Regions from separate parts of the Mus musculus genome. Here region 1 is linked to region 2. Evidence: chromatin loops called from intact Hi-C (ENCODE). Cell type or tissue: heart. All regions are shown on one strand.

Region 1 (8,000 bases), 62 kb before region 2:
GGTATAGCTGTCTCTCTCAAAGAGGAGGCAGCAGTCAGATCTGTGTCCTGTGTCTTCTGCCTGGTTCCTGCTTCCCTGGGGTGCTGGCTGTCTCCCAGCTCATTTGGAGGAAGAACCGTGACCTTGACGACATAGGGTGTGACTGCCAGGGACTGGTCCCTCCCTTTGCTCAAGCAGGCCTGGCAGATAACTGTGAACAAACCTTTCTCATTTTGTCAGACTCCCTTGGAACCTGGGCCTATCAATTCATATCATCTCACCCAGTTTTTCCATCTCAGGATGGGAAAAGTCGTTCTTAGTTTATAAGAGAAGTGTGAAGTTCAGTGCTTGTAAGTCTCCCGTAAGACACTGTAGCGACGTTGTCTCGAATGGTTCTGAGCTGTCAGCGCTAACGGATGTCCTTTCCTTCTGGACCCTGACTTTCAGAACCCACACAGCAGTTAAAATTGCACCACGGTACAGCGCGCCTGTGATCCACGTCCTAGATGCATCCAAGAGTGTGGTGGTGGTGAGTGTGGGAGCCTTCCTTTATTTTAAATGTGCTGTAAAGAGAGAACAAAGCATTAAGAGCTAAGATATCACCCAAGATCCATTTTATTTTGGCCAGTTTTACTAAAGAAATGTGAAAGAGCAGGCTAGAGTTGGTGGTGTGCCGTCGCTGCAGTGTCTGCCCTGCTCGCACATCGAGTGCTTTCTCAGGCTCGCTGACAGGAGTGAGCAGCAGCTGAAGGATGCACCGAGAGGCCTTGTACTTATACATCTGACCAGGCTGACAGATGCCTTTAATCTACAGATATGACATGATCTCTTTGACTATTGCTAGAATTAACTGGAATGTAAAATGACCTTTTGGATATAAGAAATTGATAGGGCCAGCTGACTTAACCAGAAATTAGAACGATATTCAAAATCCAGAGTAATAAATAGTTTCTTAATGAATTTAACAAAATCCTTGCCTAGGTGTCTTTCCCTTGTCCTCTGGTAAATCCTGATTGTCATTCTCATGTGTTTGCTGAATAAGAGGCTACAACAGCTGGGCGACATCCTGCTTCCTTCACCTAGAAACTCAGTGTAAGATAGACAAGAGCTAAGCAGTCCCTTCTGTCCTTAATCACATTTGTAGTTTTCAACAAAAGCCCATGATCTGACAACAGAGACTTTTGAAGGAGAAGAAATCTACTGAAGGAGCTGATAATCTGGGAGACTCTAGGAGCATCATGCAGACTGGATGACAGTGACCACAGTTTCTGAGCTATCTTCTAAAAGGAAAAATTTCAGATCTGTGTATTAATTATATGGAGTATATATGGAATTTTTACAGTAATCACGATTATGCTGAGTTGAGTGTATCTCAGGGTGGTCATGGTAGTGCAGTGTCACAGTGTGTATGGAGCTCAGAGACAACTTGTAGAAACTAGTTCTCTTCTTGTACCGTGGGTCCTAGGGATTAAAGTGAGGTCATGGAGCCGGCATCCTTGTCTGCCGCCCACCTCCCTAGCCTCTGAGCTCTTTGTCTTCCTTTGCTGCCTCGTGGTTGTTGAGCTTCATCTTCCCTTTCAGTGTTCTCAGCTGTTAGATGAAAATCTGAGAGATGACTACTTTGAAGAAATACTGGAAGAGTATGAAGATATTAGACAGGACCACTATGAGTCTCTCAAAGTAAGTGATAAAAGCAGGTCTTGCTCATTTCAGATCACAGTGACTCATGGTTTTTCATAGGCTTTGTTGACTGTTTGAGGAGTCCTTTGAAGAGGTCTATTTCCTAGCTCAGATCTGAGTTCTCTGGTATCTATAGTCCTGAGTGGGTTTTTTGTTGTTGTCGTTTTGCTTTTGGTTGTTCTAATGCATTTTAAGGAGGGTATGGACCTACTTACTTATACCCAGCACTTAGAGGGGCAAGAGGATCATGACTTTGAAGCCAGCCTGGGCTACCCACCAAGACTATGTCTTGAAACACTTGAGAATTTTATTTTTCTGTCTTGAGCCAAACATTCTGAGTCTTGAGTGGGTGTTAGGCTCCATGCCAGACACCAGGCCGATGGGAAAGAGCTTACTGACATCCCAGAGGTGGGAGCTAGATCATCCCAAAATGGTATCCTCAGACTTGTGCTTGAGGGGGAAATGGAGGAAAATAGAGCATTAACCAGACACTCACAAACCTCTCCTCTCCTTACTTGCCCAAGGTTTTCTGCCATTCAGAACAATGTCCCTTCTAGGCTTCAGGAACTCCATAATTGAAGTCATGGTGCTCTGCCTTCCATCTTTGTGTGGGACATTAGGAGAGTTGCTAGGATATAAACGAGAGAATGAATAGCAGCCCCAGGTGCTGCTGATGCCTTCTTCCCACTCTCCTTGCAGTTGCCTACAGCTGACAGTTCTTTGGGTCTGCCTTGGTCTGATCCTCAGGGTCATTATGGTGGGGCAGCTAACTCCAAGACCGACTTGTGTCCTGAAAGAGCTGGTCGAGTCTGCAGGGTCAGACTTAGAACCACAATGTGGAGCTAGTAAACACATGTCACTCTTTACTGTCTCCTCTTCTAGTGGCAGTGTGAAGCCACAGTGGGTGGGAAAGGGTAGGGATTTTCTTTTAAAAGGGTTCTGTTTTGTTTATTTGGTTATTTGTCTCGTTTGCAAAAGCTTCTACATCAGCTTCCGTGGCCATGTTTTCATTGTAGAGATAGAAAAGCTAAGTGATTCTGACTATTTTCTTCAACAGGAGAGAAAATACGTACCCCTAAGTCAAGCCAGAAAACACGGTTTCCACATTGATTGGCTCTCTGAACCTCATCCAGGTCTGTGGCTGCTGCTGGACTCACAGCTAAGTGTGATAACTGACAGTGTCTAGGACGTGTTGCAGTGCTTGGCTACAAAGGAGCCTGCAGTGAGAACTTCTCAGTTGTGTGTCATATGAGCCACTCCACCAATGGAAAAGAAAGTAGATAGGAAGACCTACTGAGTGCCACCACTGTTGTGAGATGGATTCATCATAGTATACTGAGTCCTTGATGACTCTGTACCAAGCATGGCTATTGTGTCCATTTTAACTGAAGAGAAGGGAATTTCAGATAGTAACTGGAATGACTGTCAGGTTTCTAGTATCAGGTTTATCTTCTGTAGCCTGTGCTGTGCTTGAGTGGGACTTCTCAACTGACCTGAGTTGCATGCAGGCCAAAGACTTGGCTTGGAATGTCTGAAATATAAAATGGCCTTGCACTTACAGGTCTTGAGAGACTCTGCAGCAAAGCTGGGTCCCTTTTCACTTTCTTGTTCTGTCTCTGGATGCTTCCCTTTTAATTTCTGTTATGTGGTTTCTTCCTGTTTTATTTCTAGCTACTTTTCTTACCTCACATAGGTGTTCACAAGGGAATAATATGCGTAAGATGTTTTGACAGGCTCAGAGAGACATGAGATACAAATGCAAAACCAAGACAGGGTGAAAGGGGGTTCTGTTAGCAGAATCCGTATTTTCAAGGTAATGTCTGAAATCCGCTTTCAGTGCTCATGACATCTGTGCTCTACACATGCTCTGCAGAGTTGAGATGAAATTGCAAATGTAGGTGTGCTCAGTTCTGATTTCACTCCTGCTGGGTTCAGGGTGGTTTAGTGGAAAGAGTGCCAGACTGGGAGCTGGAGGCCCGAGTGCTTGTCCCTACTTGGCTCCTGGCTCTGATTCACTGTTGTGACCTTGAGTGTCTGTCTTCTGCATTTTTACAAGCTCCGTTGTGTAAAGGGGGATTACTTTAAGGAAATGTTCAAAGGGTAAAATTAGATACTAATGTGAAAACCTTTGAAGACCTAGAAATCACTAGAGCAGAGTCCATGCTGTGGGTCTTTATTTACTGTTTATCTTTACTCTAAACGTTGGTCTAGAGGCGTCAGGGCAAGTTGTCGATCCTAAAAGGGCTGTGGCTCCTGGTAGTGGTGGAGATACTTCTTGGGTTGCCTTTTTTAACCCCCATATGATGCATCACTCGGCTCTATCTACCTTACTGCCTGAAGGATGCGGGTCTCAAGGTATGGCCTTCCCATGTTTTGAGGCTATTCCAGTTATCTTCAGGGAGCTATAGGACATCAAACCCTAAAAAGGACAGCTTTCTCTCTCTAGACCTTGGGAAGAAGAGCCTGAAGCAACAACCCCAGGATTCTGGGCATGAAGCTTGATCAAGAGTAGCCCTGCCCTCAGCAGCTCCACAGCTGCAGGCCACTGTAACAAGAGGCCTCTTTAAGTCTGGAGTGTCAGTGGTCTCTCTTCAGTTTCTCTCCTAAGAAGACTATCCAGACTTTGTTAACAAAGCTGTTCAATGGTGGTTGAAAAGAGGGGCAGTTGTGAATCATGGGAAGATGGCAGAACAGATGGGAGGAGTCACTGCGGTGCAGGAAGGCAGAGATTCTAGTTAAGAGCTCCTCCGCTCTCCCCTTGCTTCCTGAGAGGCCGGTGTTCTTCAGAGCAGCTGCTAACAGTGGAACAGCCAGTCCTCAGATCCCTAGTCACAGGGAGACATGGCCATTCAGAGTTGGCAGTAGCACTGGTACCTTGGCCTCTGGCCCAGTATCCATGTGGCATTTTGTCCTTGGTGTCCTGAAATGGCTGGAGCACAGTCTGCCTATAGAGGCCCCAGAATCATGTATGTTATGGTATGTTTCAGGCTTGGATATAAAGGACAATTTCTGAACACCCCTCTATTTCCATTATACAATCTAAGAAATGATTTATGACTCCTTTTTTTTTTTAAAATCGGGTATTTATTCATAGTGGAGGTCCTGTATTTGTCCCTCCCCTGCAGAGTAGGGAACTCATTTCAGTATATGTCCCTACTCTGTGTGTGTGTGTGTATGTGTGTGTGTGTGTGTGTGTGTGTGTGAGAGAGAGAGAGAGAGAGAGAGAGAGAGAGAGAGAGAGAGAGAGAGAAAGAGAGAGAGAATGACTGTGCAGGCAAGGCTCTTGGTTCATGTTTGTAAACCTGATACGAGTAGTGTATTACACAAGCCCTTCTGCTTCTGCAGTGGTCTTTAACACTCTGACCGTCTGTATACTCAGGGATGAACTCAAGGCTTCCTTTTTTCTTGGCTATGGTGGGGCTAGAAGGGTGGAGGGAAGTTTCCAGCAGTCAGTCAGCTGCATGGGAAAATTCCTTTTCCACAGTAATTGAAAGTTCTGTTCTTGGTAAGACAACTCCTACGGGTGACAGGAGGGAAGCAGGTGTGGGAGTGCGCTGTGGAGTGAGGAGCAGCAGAGGACACCTCAGTGTGTGTTGGTGTGAGTGCTCTCCCAGCTGCTGTGCCAACGCTGACAGCTGTGCCTCTCCTCTAGTGAAGCCCACGTTTATTGGGACCCAGGTCTTTGAGGACTACAACCTGCAAAAGCTGGTGGACTACATTGACTGGAAGCCTTTCTTTGACGTCTGGCAGCTCCGGGGCAAGTACCCGAACCGAGGATTTCCCAAGATATTTAATGACAAAGCAGTAGGTTAGTAAGTCCTGCCTGCCTGGTGTTCACGATGTGTTGTGATTCGGAGTGGTTTGAGGGAAGGCACTAAGTGTTTAGTTTGTACAGGATACAGCTGCTTCCACGTGACTCACCACTCAGCTTTCACACGAGCATTTCAGTGTTTGCTTGCCCTTATCATGTCAGGTAAATGTGCCCTTTTATTAACATTTTCTTCAAATAAATGTACTTACTGACATCAGTTACACACTGGTCTCTGCATGGCAGAGAGGCAAAAAAAAAGAAAAAAAAGGAGCTATCTTGAGGTTTAGTACCTGATTGACTACAGTGGAGCTGACAGTCCTAGGTTTGTTCTGGGCTGATGCTCGACTCTTGCTAAGGGCTCTGCCTGGGATCCCACTCACATAAGAAGAGGGGCTAGAACTCCAACAGGAGATTAGAGTGGGCTTCCTGGAAGTGGTGGGACTTGAAATGTTATTGAAGATTCCATGGGGTTGGTGAGCCTGGGTATAGGGATAGGAACCAGGAAAAAAGGATATTTCAGAGAAGGAAAGTGGGCAGCTTTGGATGCAGGTGTCCACGTGGGGAGTTGCAGACTTCGTTGTACCCAGAACACTCAAGGAAGGAGGGAGACTTGGTGTTATAAAGAAGAGAAATGAATAAATCAGTAAATTGTTCCCCTCGGTTATCGTGGGTAGCTCACCCCCACCCAGGAACCGAGAGACTTGGAATCACAGCATGAAGACGCCACAGCAGAGCAGCACGGGAGGAGGCATCCTGCTGAACCATTAGATTCGATGGAGAGAGCCCGGGAACAAGACACTTGTCAGCTTCGAGAGGGTCCTGGGCGGGTTAAAATGCTTACGGGCAGTCGAAGGCTTAGGCGAGCGGCTTCTTACTGTACTGTCCTTGTGCCCACCACAGGCAACCTGAGAAGGGAGTGTAGGACTGTACTTCACCCAGGCAGGGCAGGGCAGCACACGTTGCCCACTGAGAGCTAATGGGAACTGAAGGAGAGTGTCCCAGAGCTGTAGGACATCAGGAAGGAGGGTGCCTACCATTGCAGATGCTGACACCTTCCAGGTTACAGCACCAACACCATGTAAGAGGATTTGGGCCACACTTCGCTGTTGACCCTGTCTCGTCCAAACATCACTGGGAAGTTAATGGGATTATATGTGGAATATCAGTTCTTGCCTTCTTTTTTGACAAGAGGTGCCATGGATTTAGCCTCAGGATTCTACTAAATGGGAAAATATAAACACATTGAGCTAGAGGAGGCCCACTGTTAGGGCTCATTTCATGGACCCACTATCTACTCTGTACTCTGTTTCAGGCTGTGTCCGTGGCAAACAGTCTTTGTGGGGAAGGAGAAGTGGCAGTGTTTTAATTGTTATTTGCAGATTACTATTGGCATCTTTAAATACATCCTTATATATTTTTAATAGGTGAAGAAGCCAGAAAGGTATACAATGATGCTCAGAATATGCTGAACATACTGATTAGTCAAAAGAAACTGCAGGCCAGGGGTGTGGTTGGATTCTGGCCAGCACAGAGTGTCCAGGATGACATCCACCTGTATGCAGAGGGGGTGGTGCCCCAGGCCGCTGAGCCCATAGCCACCTTCTATGGACTGAGGCAGCAGGTATGCAATGTGTGTGGACAGCGAGGGCATTGCTTTGACTTTCAGGTTTGCAAACTACACTAAATGTCAGTTGGGAATTAAGGAATCGGAGCCTTTCATTTGTCTGTCTCACTTCATCTAAACAGTCCTCCATAGGCCTGAGTCTTAGGCCTCTGTGAGGATGGAGAGAAGACTCCAACATGGGTGTAGGGGTTCACTGTAGTCTGCAGAGAGACAAGGATAGTTCTGTTAGCTTAGCTGTCATACTCATGCTCTTAGCCTTTCAGTCCCCTTAGCTCTTGAAACTAGGAGGCAGGAACCCAACAATTGCTTTTCACCTGAGTCTGCTACTCAAGACTGACATGTGGCTTACTGTCTCAGATATCCACTGAAGAGGGAGTGAGACCCTCCACATAGTGCTGTGTCGGGCAGCTTACGTCTCTGTTTCGCAGAGAATGGAACATGGGCAGAGGGAGCTGGCACCCAGTGAGCTTTGTCTGCAGAGACAAGCACACTTAGTGCACCCTGGCTCTACTTCTCTTTGTAGCTGGTCTCCGCAGTGCACAGCCTCTGGTTTTTGTTTTTGCCTTACCTTGCCAAGCAAGGACTTTAGCTGCTATAGACACAATTGCCTTAGTCAAGAAGTGGAGCTAGAATTTAATAATTTGCAGTGTTACTTTTTTTAGTAATTTAAAATCGGTAGCATTGCCTTTTATCATAATGCAGTTCATAATGGCAGGGTTTTAGTAGTAACATCAGAGGGAATTCTTAAATTTGGGCCCTAATGCTATCATGAGTTATGTGAGAACAGTTAAAGCTTTCCTCTGTGTGCTCAGGTGCAGACACCGCAGGATAGAGCAGGCAGTTCCAGCGCTGAGCTCTGGCTCTTGCTGGGGAATGGGGAGCTTTCCTTTGACTGGTAGTGAAGGC
Region 2 (8,000 bases):
GAACCCGTGCAGGACACTCCTGTGAGGCTACAGCACTCATGAACCCGTGCAGGACACTCCTGTGAGGCTACAGCACTCATGAACCCGTGCAGGACACTCCTGTGAGGCTACAGCACTCATGAACCCGTGCAGGACACTCCTGTGAGGCTACAGCACTCATGAACCCGTGCAGGACACTCCTGTGAGGCTACAGCACTCATGAACCCGTGCAGGACACTCCTGTGAGGCTACAGCACTCATGAACCCGTGCAGGACACTCCTGTGAGGCTACAGCACTCATGAACCCGTGCAGGACACTCCTGTGAGGCTACAGCACTCATGAACCCGTGCAGGACACTCCTGTGAGGCTACAGCACTCATGAACCCGTGCAGGACACTCCTGTGAGGCTACAGCACTCATGAACTCGTGCAGGACACTGCTGTGAGACTACAGCACTCATGAACTCATGCAGGACACTGCTTGCCACAGGCCCTCTGGTCCCCTGTGCCTGTGTAAGAAAGGGTCTCTAGAGTAGATGGGCAGAGATAAGATGTAGTGACAGACAGTCGAACACGGAGAATGGTGTTGGATCTGAATGTATTGTTCTGGTTGAGCTTCAGACTTATATAACAACGAATTTTCAGAGGATACAAATCACAAAAAGACAAGATACACTGAAATTCACCAGTTACAGCAGAAAGGAATTTACAGGGACTAATTAAATGTTTACATTAGGGATAACAAGCCCTGCCTAGGATCAGCCTAATGTCAGGCAAGAAATTCACACTTTAAGGTTAAAAGCATCAGGGGGTTGTTAACTCTTGACAGGCCTTAAGAACTGCTGTGAGACTACAGCACTCATGAACCCGTGCAGGACACTCCTGTGAGACTACAGCACTCATGAACCCGTGCAGGACACTCCTGTGAGAGACTACAGCACTGAATTTTCAATGTTCCCAGTTCCTTGTTTGCTGGGACTACGTTTTATTTATTTCATTGTCTTGATGGGACACCTATGAGACAGCACCCTTAGTGGTTGATGTTTGGTGGGCCATGACAGGTAAAACTGTAAGACTTTGCACATCCTAAAATGGAAACATTTATTTTACCTCACCACCAACTTAGTCATTTGATGAGATATAGTGTTCTGTGCTGGAAATAACACTCCTTTCAAAACTAAGACATTTTGACATTGCTCTGAATTTCTGTGTCATTTTGATTTCTGTCTGCTTCATTACTTGACCCTCGTATTCTGAACTTTCATGACAGTATCCTAGATACTTCCTTGTCTCCCTTGAAGGGAAACTCATGTCCTTGATGGCTAGGAAATTATGTTTTGTGTTGATCATGTCTTCCTCTTTCTCTGTCTGAACTCCTAGATCAATACTTCAATTTTCTTATATCTCTCTCCTAGAATTTCTTTTCTTTATCTTCTCAGAAACCGCTTCAATTTTGCCTTTCAATATGCTGCCAAATTTCTCCCATTTTTATATGAAAGATTTCTTTTCCTGTTCTTCGGATGTACCCTTGAGGAAGTATCCTGTGGTGCCGCAGACCCTCTGGGCCCTTTTGTCTGCGTGGAACGGGTCTCTAGTCGAAGGTGAGCAAAGCGTTGGATGAATTGACAGACAGATGCACACTGGAGAGGTTGTGTAAAATCTGAATGTAATGTCAAATCGAGCATCAGACTTTTTATGCAGAAGACAATAAAGAAGTTGGGTGACACACCCGCACGGTACAAAGAGGCTACTGGATTCTTACATAAAACAGAGGAATGTAAACACAGAAGGTCTAACAGGAACCACCTGGGGTAGAATTCATTGTTAACAACTGGGATCAACAAGAGCTCCACCTAAGATTCACTTAATCTTAGAAGCCAGGGTCAAGGGCTTCGTGCCCCTGCCATAGTTCCTATTTTAGTCTATTGTATAGTCCACCTTTCCCCTAGGCCATTGTAAATACGTGTGTATGGATGTAACTTAGCTATATATAGTTCTAAGTATCTATTTTGGTTTCTCCTTAGGTCTGAAACTTCCTTCTTCCTAGAAGATGGTAAATTCCTGTGTAGGATAGTGACCTAGCTTTTATTCAAAGTGATAGTGTAATGCTAGAGGCAATTCTGAATGTCACTGAATAGGCGACATTCTTACTGAATTCCAAGCCCATGGTCTGCTCAAGGACTTTCTAGGACTGTTGGAACACTGGTGAAGGCTTAGCTACGTCAGAATTCAATCTTAAAAGGCACTTATAATAGGATAATACTAAAAGAGAGCACCTGGATCCATATACCAGACTAACGCGGGAATGGAATATTAATGTATGGGTTAGAGAGGACACCAGACTCCAGGAGGTGAGTTTCCGTGAAACTCTTTGCCTCGTGAGTAGCTTCCAAGCCTCTTGGCCTGTCAAGCTGACTCGACCAGAGTGCTTGGCACTGTGGTTTTATGGAAGCAATATGTTTTTTTTTTCTATGTTGATGTTAGAGAACGTTTAGTCGTCCCCCCCCCCCCCCCATATAGCCTTCGCTTCTTTTGGGGCCCATATTAGGGACTTTTCTACCATGTCTAGTGATTTGGGCCATCTGCTTATACTTCAGACTAGGGTTCTGTGACGGATGTCAGAGGATCTTTGTTGTATAGTGGCTCTTGTGGGTTTGTGACTTCACTTCAGAGGGTGGGGCTGGCAGGTGGTGTGGGGAAGAGAGTGTCAGGGTATGAAACTTTTCATGAAGAGCATGGATTAGGTTCCTAGGAGAAGGAAATTCTCATGTTTCTGGGCCGGGGGGTGGGTGTGGGGATTGGGGGAGCAGGACTTGCTACCAGCATTCTGAGAAACTCCTAGCTTCTATGAAAAATGGAAGCAATCATTTGTTTTCAGTGTGTGTCTTTATTCCCAGGTGGGCCTGTGGTCTTCAGGATTCTCCTTAGATAATGAGCCACTACTCTCTCTGGATTGGGGGATCAGGGATTGAATCTCTTGTAGGCAATTCAGCACCATTTAGTTTAGATTCTGACACACATACACATTCACACGTGGAAGCAGAAACACATGCACATATGCACATACACACAAAACTCAAATATACTCATACAGGACACACACATGCACACACATGTACTCTTATGCTCATACCTGCATACCTTATGCTTTCACACTGATACACATAAATGCTGTCAAACACATAGTCTTTAACATACTTATAGAATATATACATAAATGTACATTCATACACACTAAGAAACATACAATCATATATCACACACTACATTCTTGCATGTACACATACACATGCACATAAAATACACACCCATACACGCATCTACCCACACTCCTATAACATAGACAGTCACACATAGACATGTAGAAACATAAACTCAACATCACATGTGCATGCACACAACAGTCATTCAAAGACACAAAGATGTTGGGGGAGAAACTTCCTATGTAAACTGCTACAAGCACCTGCAGAGGGCCAGATTCTGGAGCGATGTGCTTAATACCCAGGCTCCACACCTGCTGTGTTTAATGCTTAGTAAATAAAATAAATAGCAAACTGACTATACATATGCAAACAAGATAAGAAAAATTGCTGGGATGGAAATAAAAAGAGGGTATAGGGTAGAGAGTTTTGAGACGAGAGAGACAGGATCCAGTTCTACCATGTGAAGTAAATAAAGTAAATAAATAAATAAATAAATAAAGTCTCTTTATTTGTGTTGCATGCACACATGTTTGTGGGTATTCCTCTGTGTGTGTGTGTGTGTGTATATATGTGTGTTTCCAAACACAATACCAAGTGACTTCCTCTATTGCTCTGCACTTTATTGTATTGAGGCAAGATTCAACATGGAGGTCATCAATCCCAGCTAGTCTAGCTAGCTAGCCTGCCTCGGTGATTTCCTGTCTCTACCTCCAGAACACTGAGGTTATCAGTGGTTGCTATCTATGCCTGATTTTTTTCTTTTTCTTCTTTTTTTTAAACATAGATTCTGGAAATCTGAACTATGGTCCTTCATGCTTATCTGACAAGTTATCCATCTACGGAGCTATCTCTACAGACAAGAAAGGTCTCTCTGAGGAGGCTGTATCAGTGTGTGCCTGAGAGGGTGAGAGCAGTCAGGGTCCCTAGTCAGAACAAAGAGAGGGAGTGCTATGATCACCTGCCCTGGTTCTTTCTCCCTACTTTAGTCCATCCAGGTCCCCCAGCCCATGAATGTGACATCAACCACAATCAGGGTGGGCTTTCCAATCTTGGCTAATCCTCTCTGGAAATGCTCTCCCAGACATGCCCAGGAGTGCACTTCACTAATCTAGCTGATGCTAGACTCAGTCAAGGTGACAGTGAAAACTACCCTTCATATCACGTTGGAAAATTTCACCCAGATTCAAGTTACTGAACTCAAGAGTTTTCTCGGGCTGTGGACAAGCCCTTTGGCAGGCCAAGCTTTGGGGCAGTAGCTACTGAACAAACTCAAGACTCCATGAAATCATCTGTGGTTTTTTATGTCCTTCTGGATGGCCTGGCCTGTCATACCAGCTCGATGACTACTGCCTGACCCTTCCTTAAAAGGATCGGCAGAAGTTGTCAGAGGCGGCACTCTACCTCGCTTAGGGAGGGCCAGCTGCTCTGTGTCCCCTCTCAGTCCTGTGTGCTGACAGGGTTATGCTCACAAGTTCTGACAAAGCTGATGAGAAGACACCAGCTTCTTGTCACTGCGTAGGCAGCACCTACCCAGAATGGCCTCTTATCTCCTCTCTGGCTGTCAGTCTTTTACACACCAGTATCCTTGTTTACTCTATGACCCGAGGGTGACTGACGATATTCCCAGTCAGAATGTGTGTGTCTCCACACACATTCTGAGATGAGGATGGCACACTGTGCTTTGCCTAACAACAGCGGTGATTTTTCAGTACCAGAAATATCATGTTTATGCAAACAAACAACAGCAAGAAAATCTCAAAACATGCTTACAACTCTGGGAAAGAAGAAGAAAACACAAAGTATCAAACAAGAAGCATTCCTGTAGTCACTTTTTGTTATGCATATGGTGTGTGTGTGTGTGTGTGCAGATATATTTGTCTGTGTGTATACAGGTAGGGGTCCAAGGATAATTTCAGAAATCATCCTTAAGCATTCTTTTACCCTATTCAATGAGTCAGGGCTTTCAATCAAACCCAGAGCTCAAGGATATGCTCTGGGATCTTTCCAAGGGAAGGCTCCAAGCTTTAGTCTTCACACTTAGGCTTAACCACGATGTCATCCTCATAGCCATCCACTTCTTTTTTGTTTTTTAATTGGTGTGACGGAGGGTGGGGGAGGTCAGGGTCTCTCACTGAGTATAAAGTTTGCTATTCCAGCTAGCCAAGCTGGTCACTGGGCTCTTAGGATTGCCTTATCTCTGTCCTGCCCTAGATATCTTGTGGTTCTGTTTCTTGGCAGTTCCCAAGTCAGGCACAATTAGGTCTTTGCCTTTTATTGGCAGGATCTGAGAACTGTATTGATTTGATTTGGTTCAAGAATAAAGGAAATCCAGCAGTCATGTTCTCCTAATTAATTTTTCATTTTCCGTGACCACCACTGCCCCTGTAGACAAGCAAAACCCAGTAGTGGTTTCTCTGATGCTTTCTAGATGTTTGCAGACTCCTTTTGCCTCCTGACCCTCCAGCATAGCCAGTGCCCAGGGAGCAGACAGAGCCCTCTTCTCCTGGATGGTAGATCTGAGAGTAACTGGGGCAGGAGGACAGAGACAAAGTCAGAGAGACACACAGAGAAGGTTGAGTAGTTAAATCTCACAGTCGTCCTTCCAGAGATGGAGAAGGCATGATCTTCATTGCCTAGTAGGGAAACACAGGAGCCCAGGGTATCCCAACAGGGGCTTCTCAGTGACAAATGCAACCAGTACAGTGTTAGCAGTAAGTTTCCTTCAGTGTAGTAGAGCTGCTTTGCAGCATGGGGTCATGAAGATAATGATGTGCGTCACGATTTGTCACTGCTAAGCCTCTTGTCCTTATCAGCAAAGTCCTGTGGGTCTTGTTCTGCAGGGCTCTGGTATGTGGCAGGGCACAGCCTCTCTGGATATCACTAGATTAAGCACACACCTCACTGCCATGGAGTTGCTGATCTCTATTCTTTATTGACTTGTGAGTGCTTTCAAAGGAGGGAGTCTGTCATCCCATATCTAGTTCCTAGGGTCCTATTCAAATGAACCCCCAAACCAGATTCCCAATGGATAAGAAATTAAGAAAAATAGCTGTAATCCCAACTTTTATCTTCCACGGAGGTCTCAGACTTGGGCATTCTCAGTGTCCAGAACTTGGTTCTGTATGTATGCAGGACACAGGAGATGCATGGAGGGGGGAGGGGAAAAGGAGTATCGTGGTTTGGATCTAAAATGTCCCCATAGGCTTATGCTTTAAATGATTGTTCCCTGGATGATGGCACTATTTGCTGGGGCATGGGACCTTTAGGAGTTAGGGCCTACCTGGTGAAATGGAATAGGGGTGGGCTTTTAAAGGTAATACTCAGCCCTGAGTTCTGGCCCCGTTCTCTGTTTCCTAGTCTCCTACCACATGAGCAAACTTTGCTACAGACTACTGTTGCTCTGGACCAAGCCTCTCCTCTCTGCCTGCCCTGCTGTCCTACACTGAAACCTCTGGATCTAGAAGCCAATAGTTTTATTTTTTAAGTTGTTCATGCCACGTATTTTGGCCATTGTGATGGACCAAATACCAGTATAAGGTTTTCCCTCATGATGGGTCTTACTGGTATGAATGACCCTCGGTGTCACTTCCTGGCTTCCCATTGTAGCTGACAAAGTCCACACTGAATCAAGAAATGGGCCTTAGAAATCAGCTGGTGCTGTTGTCCTGTTGTCTCCAACAGGGAGGTCCAGAAACTCAGGATGCTAATAATGTAAAGAATAGTGTCTTGCTGCTGGGTAAAGAGAAAGCACGTGTGAGCTCCTGGGAGGACGGGGAAAGGGACAAGGGAAGGTATGTGATGATTGTCCCGTCAACCTAGCAGCTGCTCGTCTTGCTCCGGCGATAGGATGTGTTCCTTTGGGACCCTCTGACCCCAGACTCACTAGAAACATAAAGAGGAGCCTGGGATCTGCCCAGGGAGCCCAGCAGCTGGCGTTGCTTCTTTGGAGGCCGTATCACAGGATTATTAATAAAGCCCGCTGACAGGTCTTAGCTTCCGCCTTTTATTTATATTCATTTTGTTTACCTCGGTTGGGTGCATCGATATCATGTGCGTGTGTGTTCATGTTTGGCTGCTGTACATGATCATGCAGGCTCACATGCACTTGATGTGCATGTATGTGGAGGTCAGAGTGCCTTTGCGCAGATGCTGTCTACCTTCGCTTTTTTGAGACAGATTCTCTTGCTGGCCTGGATCTCACATATGAAAAACATGCATATACTACAACACACGCACACACACACACACAGAGAGAGAGAGAGAGAGAGAGAGAGAGAGAGAGAGAGCACAAACCAGAACTGTCAGCTATTCTGCCTGCTTCTTGCTTTTTGGCAAAAGAGATAAAGAAACCAAAACACATCCAAACAGTTACCTTCTCTGGGTTGGAGGGGCAGCTTGGGTATCCAGCCAGGGCTGTAGGCATGCTAACACTCTACCACTGAGTTACAGCCTGCCTCAGACAGTTTGCTTCTAACAGGTTTCCTCTTTCTAAGCAAACTATAATCATGGGCTGCTACAAATGACCATTCCCCCATTCTTTGGAAGACTGTCTCTGTTTCTAAACTGCCTTAGCATTCAAGTAAATTCATCTTTGCTACTCAGTGCTGTATGTTTTCAATACTGTGAGCCGTTTGGAAGATGAGTGTCGAGGATGTTGGAAGTATAGAAAGGGAGAAAGCACAAACACTTCCTTTCACAGTGTTCAATGATTCCCAGTCCCCATAGCAATTTAATCATTATTATTGATCAGGGCGTAAAATGTGTAGAGTTTCTGGATGTATTTGAGAAATGTGCCAGGTACGTATTACTGATATCCTT

What was found. Hi-C counts contacts between places; a loop is a spot of excess contacts. Peaks named below come from ENCODE experiments on the same cell type or tissue, not always from the same donor. Only the 100,000 strongest peaks of a DNase experiment are listed, where the experiment ranks them.
Region 1: it touches region 2 in a loop (11-fold over the local background); 4 of 42 quality-filtered maps call a loop at or near these places.

What each region holds. Positions count from the first base shown.
Region 1 is chr13:12,192,705-12,200,704 of GRCm38, reverse strand. It overlaps Mtr (5-methyltetrahydrofolate-homocysteine methyltransferase), which reads left to right. Exons shown (of 33, transcript NM_001081128.3): 25 at 427-508; 26 at 1,561-1,659; 27 at 2,717-2,792; 28 at 5,312-5,467; 29 at 6,895-7,091. Among named protein-coding and RNA genes, the nearest start is that of Gm10336, 10 kb to the right of the region's middle. In heart, no CTCF peak of the experiment used is centred here; DNase peaks (open chromatin) are centred at 114 and 4,484; H3K27ac peaks cover 606 bases.
Region 2 is chr13:12,130,335-12,138,334 of GRCm38, reverse strand. No RefSeq gene overlaps it. Among named protein-coding and RNA genes, the nearest start is that of Ryr2, 27 kb to the right of the region's middle. In heart, no CTCF peak of the experiment used is centred here; DNase peaks (open chromatin) are centred at 4,624 and 5,974; H3K4me3 peaks cover 806 bases; H3K27ac peaks cover 5,251 bases.